2 separate regions of the Homo sapiens genome follow, and region 2 is linked to region 1. Evidence: chromatin loops called from intact Hi-C (ENCODE). Cell type or tissue: PC-9. All regions are shown on one strand. Links, peaks and the distances in the headings refer to the core of each region. The heading gives the core; the rest is flanking DNA. Region 1 holds the start of SCN9A (sodium voltage-gated channel alpha subunit 9). Region 2 overlaps SCN1A-AS1 (SCN1A and SCN9A antisense RNA 1).

Region 1 (8,343 bases), core at 62-8,061:
TTAACCTGCTACTTAAGATTACAGTCATGTCAGTCATGTGCCAGATAACACTTCAGTCAAGGACAGACTGCATATATGATGGTGGTCCCACAGATTATAATACTGTATTTTTACTGTAACTTTTCTATGTTTAGGTATGATTAGACACAAAAATACCACTGTGTTACAATTGTCTCAGTACAGTAACATGTTGTACAGGTTTATAGCCTAGAAGCAATAGGCTATACCATAAAGACTAAGTATGTAGTAGACTATACCATCTAGGTTTGTGTAAGTACTGTCTCTATGATGTTAAAATTGCCTAGTGACACATTTCTCGGTACATATCTCCATTGTTAGGCAATGCATGACTGTAGTTCTTTCTCTGGCTTAGGGTATTTTTGTTTTCACACAATTGCAGAATGCTGTCAAGCAAAAACTTGAGGTCTCTTTCTACAGATCTCTGGTATACTCTCTGTTCAGCTCCCTTGTCTTAGGTGTCCTGTCCCAAATAAACAAATTCTAGCTCCCTCAGCCTATCAAACTCTTATTTTCTGGCTCTTCATGTTTCCATCTTCCTGAGCTGTGGTTTAGAAACTTTGTGTAGTATGCAGAGACAATCACAGCCTCACTTTCTTTCTCTTCTCTAGGGATCACTGTCTTATAGATAATGTTGCCCAATGACTGAAAACTAGTGTTTCATATATTTTGTCCCCTTATCTAATGGAAGACTTCTACAAGGGAATGTCGATAACAATAGTTTTGATCAAAAATAACTCCACAGAAAGCACATTATCAGCAAAACCATTGTTAGGGTAAGGGACCCATCAGTGGACTATGACACTGGGGAAAATTCTTCAGGAATAAGTAATCAATTAATATACTTACTAAGCATCTACTACATGCAAGACAAAACATTTATTTTTCTTCACATCAGTTTTCTGGCCAAAAAAATCCAGACCACGTCAAATTAGACGAGCAAACACTCAGATGCCAATACATTTAGGAAACCTCTTTTCTTCAGTTGTTTCATTAAGCATCATTTGCCCATCTCATCACTCCAATCTATGTCTGATAATCTTCATTGTATATTCTATTTCTTTTTAGTTATAATTTGAAGTTCTACTTTTGAATCCTACTTTTTAGCTATGTATACACAAAACTTGTAACTTTATTCTTCTATTTTCACAACAGAATAATTGTTTTTTCTTACTTTGTAATATTGCCGTGCAGCCAATATTAGAAGGTAAAAGTATTTTTCTAATCCTATTTAATTAGAGAAAAACAAACTCTTTCAGTATTGTATTAATTTTATTGCCTTAATATTACTGTCTATTTTTTGTTCTTCCAGAAACTTCTACAGTTTTGAAAATTGCAGTGGCAATTGTGGAAAATACAGAAGTGTGGATATCCATTTATTTCTCACTAAGGGAAATAAAATTCTTATTCCTATTCTGGTATGGATTGTATGATGTTAGTTAATTTCCATGACTCAACATTTCCACATTTTTCTATCTAAGTTACGGAAGGTCAGTTGTAAATATGATTAGGAACTTATTGGTTATTGGCTTTTTCAACCAGACAGGCTTTGTCTGGTTCCCTTAATTCAAGCCTACCCTTTAAATTTTAAACGTACCATCTACTTATGTCTACATCTGACGCTGTCATTTAGTGTTTAATGAACTCTCAAGGCTGTGCAGTGTAGTATTTAATAAGAAATTTGGAAAGATACTTTTTCTGGGTTTAAACCAAGATAAAATTTCTAGGGCTGCCAAAAGAGCAAGAAAAACACAAACAGCTAATGTTCTGTAGACTAGGAATGGCACATAAAAGAAATGGAAAGGAAATAAATAGTTGGAACATGAAAGAAAATTGGGAAAATAATGAATAATATACCTAATGCTTTGCCTATGAGCTCACAGGGAAAATCCTGCAAGGGATCCCTCAGTCAGACCAAGAGGATTTTATTTTTGGTTTTATCATTTTCCAGGATTTTATGTTTGAAGATCTCTAACAAGAACCTAGATATATTGAGAATAGTAAGTTCTTGTTAATGGATGCTTAAAGTGGAATATATAATATGTTATATATTATATACAACATATGTATTATACATAACATATATTATAACATAATATAGTAATATAATATATAACATGTTATAATATATAGGTTATATATAATGTATAATGCATTATATATTCCACTCTAAGAATGTATCTAACATATGTGTTATTCTAGATATAACAGCAAAGGCATAATCTATAAGAGACATAATTGCTAAGGTGAACTGCATTAAAATTAAAAACTTCTGCTCTGCAAAAACGGACAACAAGCCAGTGTTAGATAAATATTTGCAAAAGACACATCTGACAAATGACTGTTAACCAAAATATACAAATAAAGCTTAAAACTCAACAACAAGAAAAGAAATAACCCAATGAAAAAAATGGGCCATATACCTTAACAGACCAAAGAAGATGCACATATTGCAAATAAGCATATAAAAAGGTGATCCACATCATATATCACAGGGGAAATGCAAATCAAATAACACTTATGGTATCAACAATGGGCATGAGATACCACCACATATGTATTGGAATAACCAAAATCCAGAACACTGATGATATCAAGTTCTGGCCAAGGATGTGAGGCAACAGGAACTCTCATGTATTGCTGGTGGGAATGCAAAATGCTCCAGCCACTTTGAGGACAGTGTAGCAGTTTCTTTAAAAACTAAACATACTCTCACCATATGATCCAGCAATTGTGCTCCTTGATGTTCACCCAAAGGACTTGAAAACATGTCCACACAGTAACCTTCACAAAGATGTTTATAGAGGCTTTACGCATAATTGCTAAAACTTGGAAGCAAACAAGATGTCCTTCAGTAGGTGAATGAATAAACTATGGTACCACCAGTCAATGGAATATTATTCAGCACTGTAAAGAAATGAGCTATCAAGCTATGAAAAGCCATGGAGGAAAACTAAAAGCATATTGCTAAGTGAAAGGAGTCAATCTGAAAGGGCTATATTCTGTATTATTGCAACTATAGGATATCCTGGAGAAGGCAAAACTATAAAGACAGTAAAATGATCAGTACTTGCCAGGGGTTGAAATGGGAGATGAATAAGTGGAACACAGAGAATTCAGGAGAGAACTGAAATTACTCTGTAAGATACTGTAATGGTGGATACATGTCATTATATATTTGCCTAACCCCATAGAATGGACAACACCATGAGCTAACCCTAAATGTGAACTACAGACCTTGGGAGATAATGAAACCTCAAAGTAAGTTCATTAATTTTAACAAATGTTTCATTCTGGTGGGGAATGTTGATAATGGGGGAGGCTATTCTTGTGTGGGAGTAGCGGTTATGTGGGAAATCTCTGTACCCTCCCTTCAGTTTTGCTGTGAACCTAAAATTGCTCTAAAAATAAAATTTTAAAAATAAAAGAATGTGGCATTGCTTGCATCTAATAAAAAAGACCATTATTCCTATTGCAGTTGAACTCTTCTTCCTATATCTACCACCAATCAGGGAAGAGAAGGCGATTTGTCCAGGATATGGCACTGAGAATTATCACAAGTGAGCTAGTTCACCTTCATTGCACAGTCTCAGTCACTGAAGTTTCCTTCCTTCAATAGCACATCTTACAAGTCAAGAATGTAAGGTCCAAAGCCCCAGGACAAATCTCAGAAGCAAAGAAAGCAGCAGGGAAAAGTAGACCCTGGGATTTGATTTCCTTCCGGTTATCTCTAAGCATCATTTCCATGATAGAAGGTGTGGAAGCAAATAATAAAAGTGCCCGTCACTAGTGTTTATCCTGCAAAGTGGTCTGCCCTTTTGAGAGGCACCCTGCCCTATGGCCATCCTTTGATTTCTTCCCTTGGTGGAAATTTCCTGTTTCTCTTTGAGAAAGATAATTCAACCCTGTTTCCATTGTTCTTCCTCCCAGGCTGCTGTAGGAAAGCGCACGCACACACTCCACACAAAATGAATTTTTAAAAAATTTATTTTCACAGTCGCTCCTACCAGCTCTGAAATTCAGAACCCATATGACTGATGGCATATTCAGATAATCGGGTCCCAGGTCTGGAAAAGCAGCCTTTTCCCCACGTTTCTTTCCCCACCTAGGACCTCCTCTGATTCTTCACTGCATCTTCGAAAGAAAATGTATTATTTGCTTGCCTGGAAGACGCTGCAATTCAATTGATTTTATATATACATATATATAAAGAAAACAGAAAACATAGCCTAGATACCGGTCTTGAGCGTCACCGCCCCACTCGCGGTTGTGAGCAAAGCCCTACGGAAGAAACCAATTCCCAGCCTAGACTCTTCAGAGCCCAAGGTCGGGGAGGCGCTGGCCTGGCGGTGTTGTCTGGCTCCCCAGCCACTGCCCCAGACTCAGGGCTTTGCCATTGGTCCCCACCTCCTCTGCTCCGGAGTTTTTCTCCAGCTCCCCACCAAGCCACACAAAGTGACTTCTCGGAAACATTAGCCGATTCTGCTGAGCAGGAAGGGAGGAAAGGGATGATGGGGGCGGGGGTGAGATAAGGGAAGGGCTCTTCTGGCTGCTGGACACACACACACACACACTCAAACACACACACGCCCCACCCAATGGGTGGCCGTGGATGGCAGGTCGTGCAACCCCCTCCTCCGCCTTCTATTAGCGCATGGTGCAGAGGCTACAGCGTCGCCACCACCGCGCCCCTAGCTGGGTCCCCGCCCTGCGCCGCCCGCAGGAGTGGAGAGAGGGAGGGAGGGAGGGAGCAAGGGGTGGGGACCCGGGCGCGCTGGGAGGAGTGGAGGAGGCAAAGCGGCGCAGCTGCCCTCGGGGAGGCGGGGCTGCTACCTCCACGGGCGCGCCCTGGCAGGAGGGGCGCAGTCTGCTTGCAGGCGGTCGCCAGCGCTCCAGCGGCGGCTGTCGGCTTTCCAATTCCGCCAGCTCGGCTGAGGCTGGGCTAGCCTGGGTGCCAGTGGCTGCTAGCGGCAGGCGTCCCCTGAGCAACAGGAGCCCAGAGAAAAAGAAGCAGCCCTGAGAGAGCGCCGGGGAAGGAGAGGCCCGCGCCCTCTCCTGGAGCCAGATTCTGCAGGTGCACTGGGTGGGGATGATCGGCGGGCTAGGTTGCAAGTAAGTGCCTTTTCTTTTGCTGCTTCTGTGGGGAGGGGAGGAGAAGCCCTCGGTCTTTCGCCCGTGCTCGCCTCAACCGCCACACCCACCTGTGTCTATTTTCACATCTCGGTTCTGGAACCCTGTATTACGCCACCTGGAAAGAAGAGAGGGGAGAAGCTTGACCGGGTGGTTCCAGCAATGGGAGGAAGAAGGGCTGGAAGCGTAGTTATTTCGATAGCTGGGCAGCTCCTGTGCGGTTTTGACTCTGTGGGTTTGCTGCCAGGTTCTGAAACTGTGGAAAGGAAGGGTAGCAATGCCTGGTGGTTTACTGTCTTTTATTTCTGTTTACGCTAGCAGAGTTGTTAGATGGACTTCAATTCAAGGGGCAGCTCACATTTTTTACGAGCAAAAAGCATGTGCTGTATTTCCCATCTGCAAAGCTGAGCGTGCAGAACCAGCTTAGCAGATACAACCTGTGGGGACAGAAAAGAACCCCGCACCCCTTAAGAGCACACAAACACAAATAATTGACAGGACAGCTCTGCCCCTATTTCTCAGCGCAGATTATTTATTTATTTTTTCGAATAAGCACTTTATAGTGAAATTCAGAAAAGATGCAGAATCCTTTTAACTTTTTATCGAATTCAACTTGGGAAACTCATTTACTTTTAGGAAAAAATGGATATTTTCGTGCCTTATATTCAAGACAAAAATCAGAACAAGAAACTAGAAACATTAATGCCAGTTTTTGTGATTATAGTAAACATTTCACTCATTATTTTAGTTTTTTTTTTTTAAGTTGGAGCGTTCATAGATTATATCTACTCTGATGTTAAGAGCAATTTACATGAGAAACTTAGGGGGGTTTTTAAGAAGCTAGTGTCAGTAAGATAAAAGCCAAATCAAAGTAAGCTTTCAAGGAAGTGATAGCTTGTCAGTTACTGAATAGGAAGTCAGTGTTGGGAAGTTCAGTTCTTTTCAGAAACATATTTATTATTCTTTTCTATTTCTTCTTCCCTGTAGACAAGATAAAGATTTTCTTTCTCTTTCTTTCCTTGTTATTTAAATATATTTTATAATTTTTGCTTTAACATCAATATAAACCTATTTTATATAAACTGCAAACCAAATCCAATTATTAAACTGTTCATTTTATTGCAAATTCTTCAGATTTTTTCCACTATTTAAAAAAGTTTATAATTTTTTCTTATAATTATGGTGAGATTTTTTAAAAATTATTGATTAGTTTGAAAGCTAGTCTTATCTGATCCCTGTGTCGCAAATTTTCATGATTGTTAGACTAGCTTATCAACAACAAAACTCTAGACAGAATATGGTATTTGATGTAAAGAAGAATGTGCCCTCTATTTAGGCAACTGATAGTTTGGCTTAAGACAAGTTTTTTAAAATTTTGTAGAGGTTTAAAAGGAGGTTTCCTTAAGTAAGCCACTGTGCAGTTGTGGGACTCAGTGATGTGTTTTTACAGTGACTGGATATATGATATGCCTTGATTCCTATGGTGCAGGGCTAGGCTCACAGAGTACCTGATGCTTCTACAGAAGAAAGATGAGTCAGGTCTGGCTCTCTGCCAAAAGCATCTTGGGCCTCCTTTCCCCTAGGGCCTGCATATAATCATGGGAGCCCTTCTGTGGTAATGCTTCTATGTTTTTACTACCTGTTGCTGTGCTGAGTTTCAGAAGCAAAATAGATAAACAAATAAATAAATTCAGAAGAGCAATCAGTAGGGTTCTATTTATTTAATATAATCAACCCACTTTCTCTGTGGCAAGGAAAAAAGTAGAATTTTTCATTTTACATGAATAATAAAATCTATTTTTTATCCAATTTCTATTCCTATTAGTTATGCAAAAGAGTGTGAAGTGCTAGAAGGATTTATATGGTACTTTTCTAAGACAAGTCATGATCTTGTAAAAGAGCTTAAAGTTTATTGATGTAAATGGAACATTCTAGATGTCATAATGATAATAATTTATGACTTTCCCTAAAACTCTGTCTCAGATTCTTTCCTCCCATCTTCATTATCTGAATAAATGCCTTCACCATCCAAGTATTGAAATCACCTTTGATTGCTCTCTTCCTTATTACTCCATTTCAGCCCTTTCCAGCCTGTAAGTAGATCTATCAATCTTATCTCCCAAACTTATTTCTATTTCATCATACGTCTCAGATGCCTCTCATTCACCCTCTTTTCTGTATCTACACGGCCACCAAATTAGTTCAGGTCATCATCATAATTTACTTGGAATCCTGCCACAGCCTCCATATCAATCTCTCCACTTCTGTAATTTTCTCCCCTGCAATTCATTCTCTATACAAAGCAATACCATCCTGTCTCCCCTAACAAACATTGGCTCACAACTGCATTTAAAAAAAAAAAAAAAGAGGAAGAAGAAGAGGAGAAGAAGAAATAAACATGGCAACACAGAGACCAATTAGCAACAACAGTAAATGCCTTTCCTCAGCATATGGTTTACTCTCTGTTCTGTCCCTTCTCTCCAACCTCACCAGAACCTATTCTCTTCTCATTAAGGTGCTCCTGCCCAGGTCGTGGCTAAAACACATGAAACAATAGCACTCTTTAAGGCCTTTTCAAATGCTGTTCCCAATGCCTGAACTCTATGCGTGCTTACTCCTTCTTAAACTTTAAATCTCAACTCGAGGTTTTTTTGTTTTGGAAAGATCATTTTTGATCATCTTGTTAAAAGTAGGTTGTCCCGTGTTGGTCTTGATGTTGGAACCTTGTTTCTTTCATACTGCTTGTTACAGCATGCAGGTATTTTGTGAATTTGCATACCAAATACTCCAAGGGAACCCAGACTATGTCTTCATTGTTGACTTAGCTTCCAGAATAGTGCCTGGCATCAAGTAGTAGGGGGTTCGTAGATATTTATATAAATAATAAAATACAAAAATATGGATTCTTCCAGAATAAAGCATATTAACCCTGGAAACATGAATTTTGTGATTCTATTTTTTATTTGTCAAGCATTTAGTATTTTTACAATATCATGGTATGATATTGAGGAGGTAAAATTAAAATATCCTGAGATGTATTCTCTCTTTTATCAGTGTAGGTGATAATGTACTTAAAGGTAAGTAATTTGTAATGCATTCTTAGAAAGGCAGTGACCACAAATGTATTAAAATATATTTTAAGAAAAAATTGGATTGCATAAACTAATATGGTTATAAGTGACTCCAAATCTAAAA
Region 2 (8,343 bases), core at 269-8,268, 200 kb after region 1:
CATAGTATCTACACTGTTTCTAAAACTAATATTTTATGTATATATATATGCACATTCTTGTTTTCTTCCCTTACATAAACATCGAATCCATCAACAAACGCTACTGATTCAACCTGTAAAATATATCCCAAATCTACCCTTTTCTATTCATCTAGACCACCTGCCCCCTTGTCCAAGCCACTATTATATCTTTTACCTACACTATCGTAGTAGCCACTTAACTGGTCTTTTGGCTCCACTTTTGACTTTCTAAAATGTATTCTTCACAGAGTGATCAGAGTGATCCTTTAAAACTCTATTGGACAAAAAACCAAACACCGCATGTTCTCACTCCTAGGTGGGAATTGAACAATGAGAACACATGGACACAGGAAGGGGAACATCACACACCGGGACCTGTTATGGGGTGGGGGGAGGGGGGAGGGATAGCATTAGGAGACATACGTAATGTTAAATGACGAGTTAATGGGTGCAGCACACCAACATGGCACATGTATATATACATAACAAACCTGCACATTGTGCACATGTACCCTAAAACTTAAAGTATAATAATAATAAAAAAAAAAAACTCCATTGGCGATCAGGCTACTGTCTCCATGACCACCAGTGCTTCTTACCGTGTTCAGAACTCCCAGTTGCACCTAGCATAAAAAGCCGACTTCACTCTCTAAAGGGCTTTACGTGATCTGTTCCCTGCTTGACTGTGCTGCTGCTCCATGTAACACCAACCTCTTCTTAAACTCACAGTGCCTCAGCTCTACTAACCTGCTTTCTGTTCTTGAAAACAAGTTTATTCTTGCCTCAGGGCCTTTCTCTTGCTCTTTGTCACCTGGAATGTTCTCTGATTCAGAACACAGCTGCATCCTTTTAGATTTCAGTTGAAATATTTCCTTATTAGAGAAGCCTTTCCTGGTGAGCCTACTTAAAGCAATTCCACTGCCCTGCTCACTGTTTACCAAATTAAACTGTTTTACTTTCATCTACCATTTACTATTATCTAAAATTATGGAAAGTTGATTATGTGTTTATTTGTCTCCTCTGCATTGATAAATGTTACCCCATGAGCTACAGACATTGTTTGCTTTAGCTATCTTCATCCCTAGATGGCCTTACAGCCAACAGATCCTCATTAGTTAAATTGTGTTTTTCAGATCCCTGAACTCAGTCAGTTTGGCTTAGAAGGAAAACCTCTGATGAACTAATCTCACAAAAAATGTCAGTGTCTGCTCATAATTGAGTGTCACCTTTTCCGTGAGTCTGGGAATTTGAGAGAAATTCTGAGAATACATAATAGATACATGGTAAGAGAGTGATCTCAGGAAGGGCTTTCCTGGAGCCCTTCTGTGACGTCCTCCCATTTGGGCTATGCTTTGCTACTTTTGTTTCATGAGAGAAAAACAAATTACCTTCTAAAATCTACCCATCAACAGATAACCACGAAAGAAATGTCTACCAATGGTGTACTGGTAAATGTAAAGCAACTGGCTCTCCTGGAGGATAAGACCTTTTCTCTATGTATCTTTTGCCTATTTCTGTGGTGTAAACACTCATCCCATGGCTAAATTCCAGCAAACAATCTGAAGTCACTGAACATAGACTTGGAAGGAGCCGTGCACCATTGCTCTCTCCAGCTGGCCCAAGAAGGCTCCAGCACACCACTGACATCTACTAGGTGCCAAGAATAATGGGAGGTATTTTATGTTCAGGCTCTCCTATCTTAGCACAATGCTAAAAACTAATTTGTCAGTTATCTGTGAGAGATGAGGAAATAAACTTGGGTAACATGCTCAGATACACATCACAAAAGGGGTAAAATCAAGGTTCAAATTCAGATCTGACTCCAGATACCACATCTTTCATTTGTTTCAGGGAGTAGTAGTAAAAAAAACCACCAAAAACAAAGCAACAAACAAGAGTATTGTCAGTGTCAAGCTGCTTTGTAAGATCATAGTTACTTTCCGAACATCCTAGATGTCTCACAGATGATGCAAATTTTATTTTTAGTGTTAACTATATGTGTAGTACATAATTAGTTGGAATGAGAATTCTAAAAGTTCAGTGCACCAACAAAGTCTTGGAAATGCTCTCTCCTCTTTTTTCCCTTCTTTGCTAATTCCCTTTTTCGACACCCTCCTAAAACACGAAAGTTTTAGACATCAAGGGGACCAGCCATTGAAAGAAAAAGTGACCCAATATCAAACAGCTTGTGCCTATTTGTTTAGAAATTCTGGTGAAAAACAAAAGCTAGATCAGTTTCCAGGATAAAACTGTCAATGAAGTAATAAAGTTCCATGCCTTTGGAAGATGGTGTCACTTCCACCTGACAGCAATAAAAAGGAGGAGGAGGAGAATGGTCCCAGGTGAGACCATTAATTCTCAAACATTTGCACACATTAGAATCAGCTGGAGAACTTTAACACACAGAATGCTGGCATGTACCCCAGGGGTTCTGATTCAGATTCAATAAATATACAGTGGGGCTCAAAATTTGCATTTCTAACTAACAATCTCCAGGTAATGCTGAGGCTTTTTGTCTAGTAACCACACTTAGGAGGGGCTCTCTAGATGCCAAGGATTTGTATATGCATGACAACTGAGAAAATGCTGGTTAAGAGCCCTGTTTCTCAAACTTTACTGCATGTTACAATCACCTGGAGACCTTAAAACCCATGCCTGTGTCTCTTCCCATAGATACTACTTAAATTAATCTGGGGTGTAGCTGAGTGTATTGAAATTTTTAGAAGCTCCAGGGGTGATTGTAATGAGCAGCTAAGTTTGATAACCCATGGAAATTGCTCTAATTTTTTTGTCTTTTTCAACTTTTATTTTAGATTCTGAGGGCACAAAGTTTTGTTACAAAGGTATATTTTGTGATGCTGAAGTTTAGAGTACGATTGAACCTGTCACCAGAAGTGAACTGTGCTTGCTAGGGATCTAGATTGCATGGTCCATATAAGACTCTAATGCCTGATGATCTGTTACTGTCTCCCATCATCCCCAGATAGGACCTCTGGTTGCAGGCAAACAAGCTGAGGGCTCTCACTGAATCTACATTATGGTGAGTTATATAATTATTTCACTATGTATTAGAATGTAATAATAATAGAAATAAGGTGCACAATAAATATAATGTGTTTCCCATCATCCCAAAACCATACCCACCTCCCCAGTCCATGGAAAGATTACCTTCCACTAAACCGGTTCCTGGAGCCAAAGAGGTTGGGGGCCACTGTTGTATAGTATCTCACAGGCGTTCTCTGGATGTCTTGAATTTGCATATCAGCCTGTAGTGATTGCGGAAAATTTTGTGAACTACATCCTCAAATGTGTTTTCCAAGTTGCTTACACTCTCCTTTTCTTTCAGAAATGCCAATGAGTCACAGGTTTGGTCTCTTTACAAAATCCCATATTTCTCAGAGGTTTTGTTAACTTTTGAAATTCTTTTTTTTTTTCTTTGTTTTTGTCTGACTGGGTTTATTTGAAGGACAAGTCTTCAGGATCTGACATTCTTTCCTCATGTTGGTCTATTAGGTTGTTAATAGTTCCAAGTATATTATAAAATTCCTGTAGTAAGTTTTTCAATTCCAGAAATTCCGTTTGGTTCTTTCTTAAAATGGTTATATCATCTTTCCACTCTTGGAATGTTTTACTTGCTTCCTTGGATTGTGTTTCAGCGTCTCCAGAATCTCGTTGACCTTCTTTGCCATCCAGATTCTGAATTCTGTATCTGTCAGGGCTGGTGTTCCTATAGCTTTTGGAAGTTGCTGTCACTTAGACAAAGCTTTTGTTTTTATATTATATCCCTAGAGGGTTTGACTTTGGTTTATGTTGAGTATGATCTACTGTCTTCATTTTTTTTTTTTTTTTTTTTGTACTTTCAAAGGCCGAGGCTCTGTGCCTGATCTTTTTTTTTGTGGCTAGATTCCTGCATTGGATTTCACCAGCAATGTGCACTGGGAGAATTTTTATTTGGTGGTGTAATCCAGGCTTGATCCAGTAGATGGCGACGGCGCGTAATATTAATAGTAAGGGCTGGCAGATAGGCTCTTAGGCGCTCACCTGTTTTGTATTTCAGTGCATTTGCAGCGGTACTCTCGGGTGTGGGAGATGGGGGAGGCACGAGATGACCCTGTCACCAAGTCCATGGGCCTTGCGGGGACCCCCTCCAATCATTGGGCGGCACTAGCCTTTCCTTAGCCCGAGGGGCCCTGGTTGCCTGCACTTCTCCGTTCCTTAGGGGTGGCCCTAACCCATGGTTGTTAGGTTGTTATGATCCAGCTCCCTGGATCTCATAGCAACCTAACAACCTTAGGTGCCCACTGGTCCCCTGTACTTTGCAGAGTCAGGGCAGTTTGTAGGATACATCTGTGGTTTATGTTTTGATGCAGTGGGTCAAAGGTGGAGGATCCCTGGGTAGGGCAGGATTGCCATGGTTGTGCAACCGGTGTGGCCCCCATGGCCCAGGGTTCTTTGCCCAGCAGACAGTTGTGGGGTCTGCGCAGCTCACGCTCCCCCAACCAGGTCTCTTTCCGGGGTCTGCCCCAGTAGCTGGACCAAACCAGCTAGTTTTGTCCCAAGCATTCTGCACCCGGATCACTGGGTTAATTGTTCCCATCTGTGGGGCTCCCTCAGGCAGAGCTCGCAAGCAGGCTACACCCTTCCCGGGCTGGTCTTGTGGAGGGAGGCACACCCAGCTCCGGCGCCGGCCCTTGAGCATATATGCCTCTCTCAGTGCTCTGAGAGTGGGGGCTCCTCCTCCGCTTGAGCTTCAGCGACAGATTTCAGCTCCATATTCCTTAGCTGTGTGCTCAAATGTTTGGGTATTGGGACCAGGCCCATTGATCGCCAGGGTTGATTTGGCTGATCTCGCTGGCTAGGCAGGTGTCCCCTTCCTCCTTCACCGCCCCAGGTGCGAACCTCCCAAAGCTGCCCGCTCTGCCGAAGAGGATGACCATCTCCAACAGAAGGATAGAGGAGAACCAGTCTTCGGTCAAGGATATACAAGTAGCTGCGCTCCCCTGCTAGGACCTCCAAACAAGCTTTCCAATGCCTGTAGGGGTCGTGGGATCTCTTGTAGCTAGGATTTCAGAGGTCAGTGGCGGGAGTGTTCTTTCACTTCCTTAGGACCTGGAAGCCTAGAACACTTAGGACCTGGAAGTGTTCTTTCACTTCCTTAGGACCTGGTCCTTTCACTTCATTAGGACCAGTTAAGGGCTGGGAGCCGGTTCTGACATTTGGCAACTCCGTGCAGGGTCCCAGCTTCCTCCCTCTTCCACCTCGTTGTCTGCATCGCCTCTCTATTTACTTTCAGTGTTTTCTCTCAAAAGATCTGTTCAAAGTGCGATGGCTTATTTCATATTTTGATTTCTCTTGCTGGGAGCGTAGCTTCCCGGCTCAATCTAGTTGGCCATCTTCTCCCCTCTAGTTGGCCATATTCTCCCCTCAATCCGCTCTGGATTTTAATTCATAGGTTCTATATTCTTTACACATAACTTTCAATGTGTCCTCCTAAAACTTACCCATCCAGAAAGCACTCATTTCCTTAAGTTGCTAGTTCGTTTCAAGCATGTGCTGAACTGTAGAAGTTAGAGTGCCAGCTGAGAAATCCAGTAGACAGTGCCTCTATGAGTTTCTCCTCTATGTCAGTGCCTCTATGAGTTTCTCCTCTATGTCAGTGCCTCTTTGGGTCTCAGTCTCTGCTACTTACTGACTGTGTGATCTTAGTTAAATATGACATTTAACTTCTTTGTTTTGTCTCCTGTTGTAGGTAAGTATAGATTATTATGAGCAGTATATGAAAGAACTTGGAAAATGCTTGGAAACGCTCAAAAGGTCATAGAGAAGAATTATTATTAATGTATAGGAAGATGGTGTTTATAGATGGTACATAATAGATTATTTTTTAATTAGAGCACCTCTCATTGTCAAAATACAGTCCCAGATTACCTGTTATACGAGAATCCCAAATAATATTGTTAAAGAGTAGCAGCTCATATGCCACCTGCTTGATAAAGTTTTCCAGGGTCCAAAGTAACCAATGTGATTATAATTCTACAGTATAAACATGCAACAGCTTATTCTATTATTACCTTACGGGTATCTCTCCTAATATAATTCACTCATTGAGGACAGAAGCAATGAATCCTCTATGAATATGCTCACTTATGTAGGTGCTAATTGCCTAAAAATATATTACTTCTCTGCATATGTGAGGATAAAATATTACTTCTTTTTCATTGTTAAAAGCAAAAAGATACTCAGACTACTCTGATTCCATAAGATGTTTTAAAATAATTATTTAGTAAAAAGAGAAACGTAGTTTTTTTGGGGATGTAAGTTTTTAAAATTCTTTATATAATGGCTCCATCTTCTGGCCATTGAAATAGACTTACCATGTTACAAAATGCAGTTAAGTCTCATACTGCAGAAATAAATCAGTACGAGTCAAAAAGAATAACATAACTTTTTATTCAGAAACTTTCACAAACTTGACTAACTTCTTCACTGAGAATTTTACTTTGGTCATTGTTTAAATTTCATGTGTCTGAATCCTTCTCCTCACCCCGAATTGTTAGGACACATTTTAACAATGTTTGGTTTTCTGGGGATTTATTTTATATTGACACAATACTTACACAGTACAGGTATCTGTACTTAAAAGAACAGTGAGAGAAGCCAAGTCAGGAACATCTCAGTAAACACATTTAAGTTCCATGGACCTCACTGTAAAAGGCCACCTGTAGGATTGTTGAAGAGAAACGGATCTACTCTGCGGGTAGTCTCTCCACTTTGTTCACTGTTTCCTTTGCTGTGCAGTTTTTTTTTTAGCTTGATGTGATCCCATTTGTCCGTCTTTGATTTGGTTGCCTGTTCTTGTGGGGTATTCCTCAAGAAATCTTTGCCCGTACCAAAGTCTTGGAGAGTTTCCTTAACGTTTTCTTGTAGCAGTTCCATAGCTTGAATTCATATATTTAATTATTTAATTGATTTTAATTTGATTTTTAGATATAGTGAAGAATAGGGGTCTAGTTTTATTTGTCTGCATATAGATATCCAGTTTTCTCAACACCGTCTATTGAAGAGACTGCCTTTTCCACATTGCATGTTCTTGGCACCTTTATCGAAAATGAGTTTACTGTAGGTGTGTGTATTTGGTTCTGAGCTCTCTATTCTGCAAACTACCCATCTAACAAGGGATTAATAATCAGAATATACAAGGAACTTAAATATCTCTGTTTGAAAAAGTCTAATAAACTGAATAAAAAATAGACAAAATATTTGAATAGAAATTTCTCAAAAGAAGACATACAAATGACAAACAGGTACATGAAAATGTACTCAACATCACTGATCATCAGAAAACTGCAAATCAAAAACTGCAATGAGATGATATCTCACCCCAGTTAAAATGGCTTACATCCAAAAGACAGGCAATAACAAATGTTAGCTGTGGAGAAAAGGACACCTTCATACACTGTTGGTGGGAATGTAAATTAGTACAATCACTATGGAGAACCATTTGAAAATTCCTCAGAAAACTAAAAATAAAGCTACCATACGATCCAGCAACCCCACTGTTGGGTATACATGCAAAAGAAAGAAAATTAATATATCAAAGAGATACCTGCACTCCCATGTTTGCTACAGCTCTGTTCACAATAGCCATGATTTGGAAGCAACCCAAATGTCTTTAAACAGATAAATGGATTAAGAAAGTATGATTCTTATACACAAAGGGGTACTCTTCAGCCACAAAAAAAAAAGAGAATGAATTCAGTCATTTGCAGCAACATGGATGGAACTGGAGGTCATTATGTTAAATGAATAAGCCAGGCACAGAAAGACAAACATCCATGTTGTCACTTATTTGTGGGATATAAAAATGAAAACTACTGTACCCACGAAGTTTGAGAGTAGAAGGATGGTTACTAGAGGCTGGGAAGGACAGTGGGGAGTGAGGAGTCTGAGGGGAAGAGACAAATAGTTAAAATGAATGAATAAGACCTAGTGTTTGATAGCACAACAGGGTGACTGTAGTCAATAATAATTTAATTGTACATTTTAAAATAACTAAAAGAATGTGATTAGATTGTTTGTAACACAAAGGATATATGCTCGAGGAGTTGGATAACCCATCTGCCATGATGTGATAATTATGCATTGTATGTCTGTATCAGAACATCTCATGTACTGCATAAATATATATACTTACTATGTCCTCACAAAAATTAAAAATGGAAAATATAAGAAATTGATCTAGAAAGTATGTAACTGTCAACAGGAAGGAACGTGCTATATGACAGTAGGTAAGTCTTAAATTGTGATTTGGCTTCCAAAGAT

What was found. Hi-C counts contacts between places; a loop is a spot of excess contacts. Peaks named below come from ENCODE experiments on the same cell type or tissue, not always from the same donor. Only the 100,000 strongest peaks of a DNase experiment are listed, where the experiment ranks them.
Region 2: a loop joins it to region 1, with 5 times the contacts of the local background. A loop is called at or near these places in 8 of 110 quality-filtered maps.

Annotation. Positions count from the first base shown.
Region 1 is chr2:166,372,484-166,380,826 of GRCh38, reverse strand. It overlaps SCN9A (sodium voltage-gated channel alpha subunit 9), which reads left to right and starts at 4,883. Exons shown (of 27, transcript NM_001365536.1): 1 at 4,883-5,130. In PC-9, for the core only: no CTCF peak of the experiment used is centred there; no DNase peak of the experiment used is centred there; H3K4me3 peaks cover 1,492 bases.
Region 2 is chr2:166,177,429-166,185,771 of GRCh38, reverse strand. The region is part of intron 3 of SCN1A-AS1 (SCN1A and SCN9A antisense RNA 1); the gene reads right to left. It also overlaps the pseudogene RN7SKP152. Among named protein-coding and RNA genes, the nearest start is that of SCN1A, 54 kb to the right of the region's middle. In PC-9, for the core only: CTCF peaks have their summits at 3,795 and 3,995 (motif pointing right); a DNase peak (open chromatin) is centred at 821.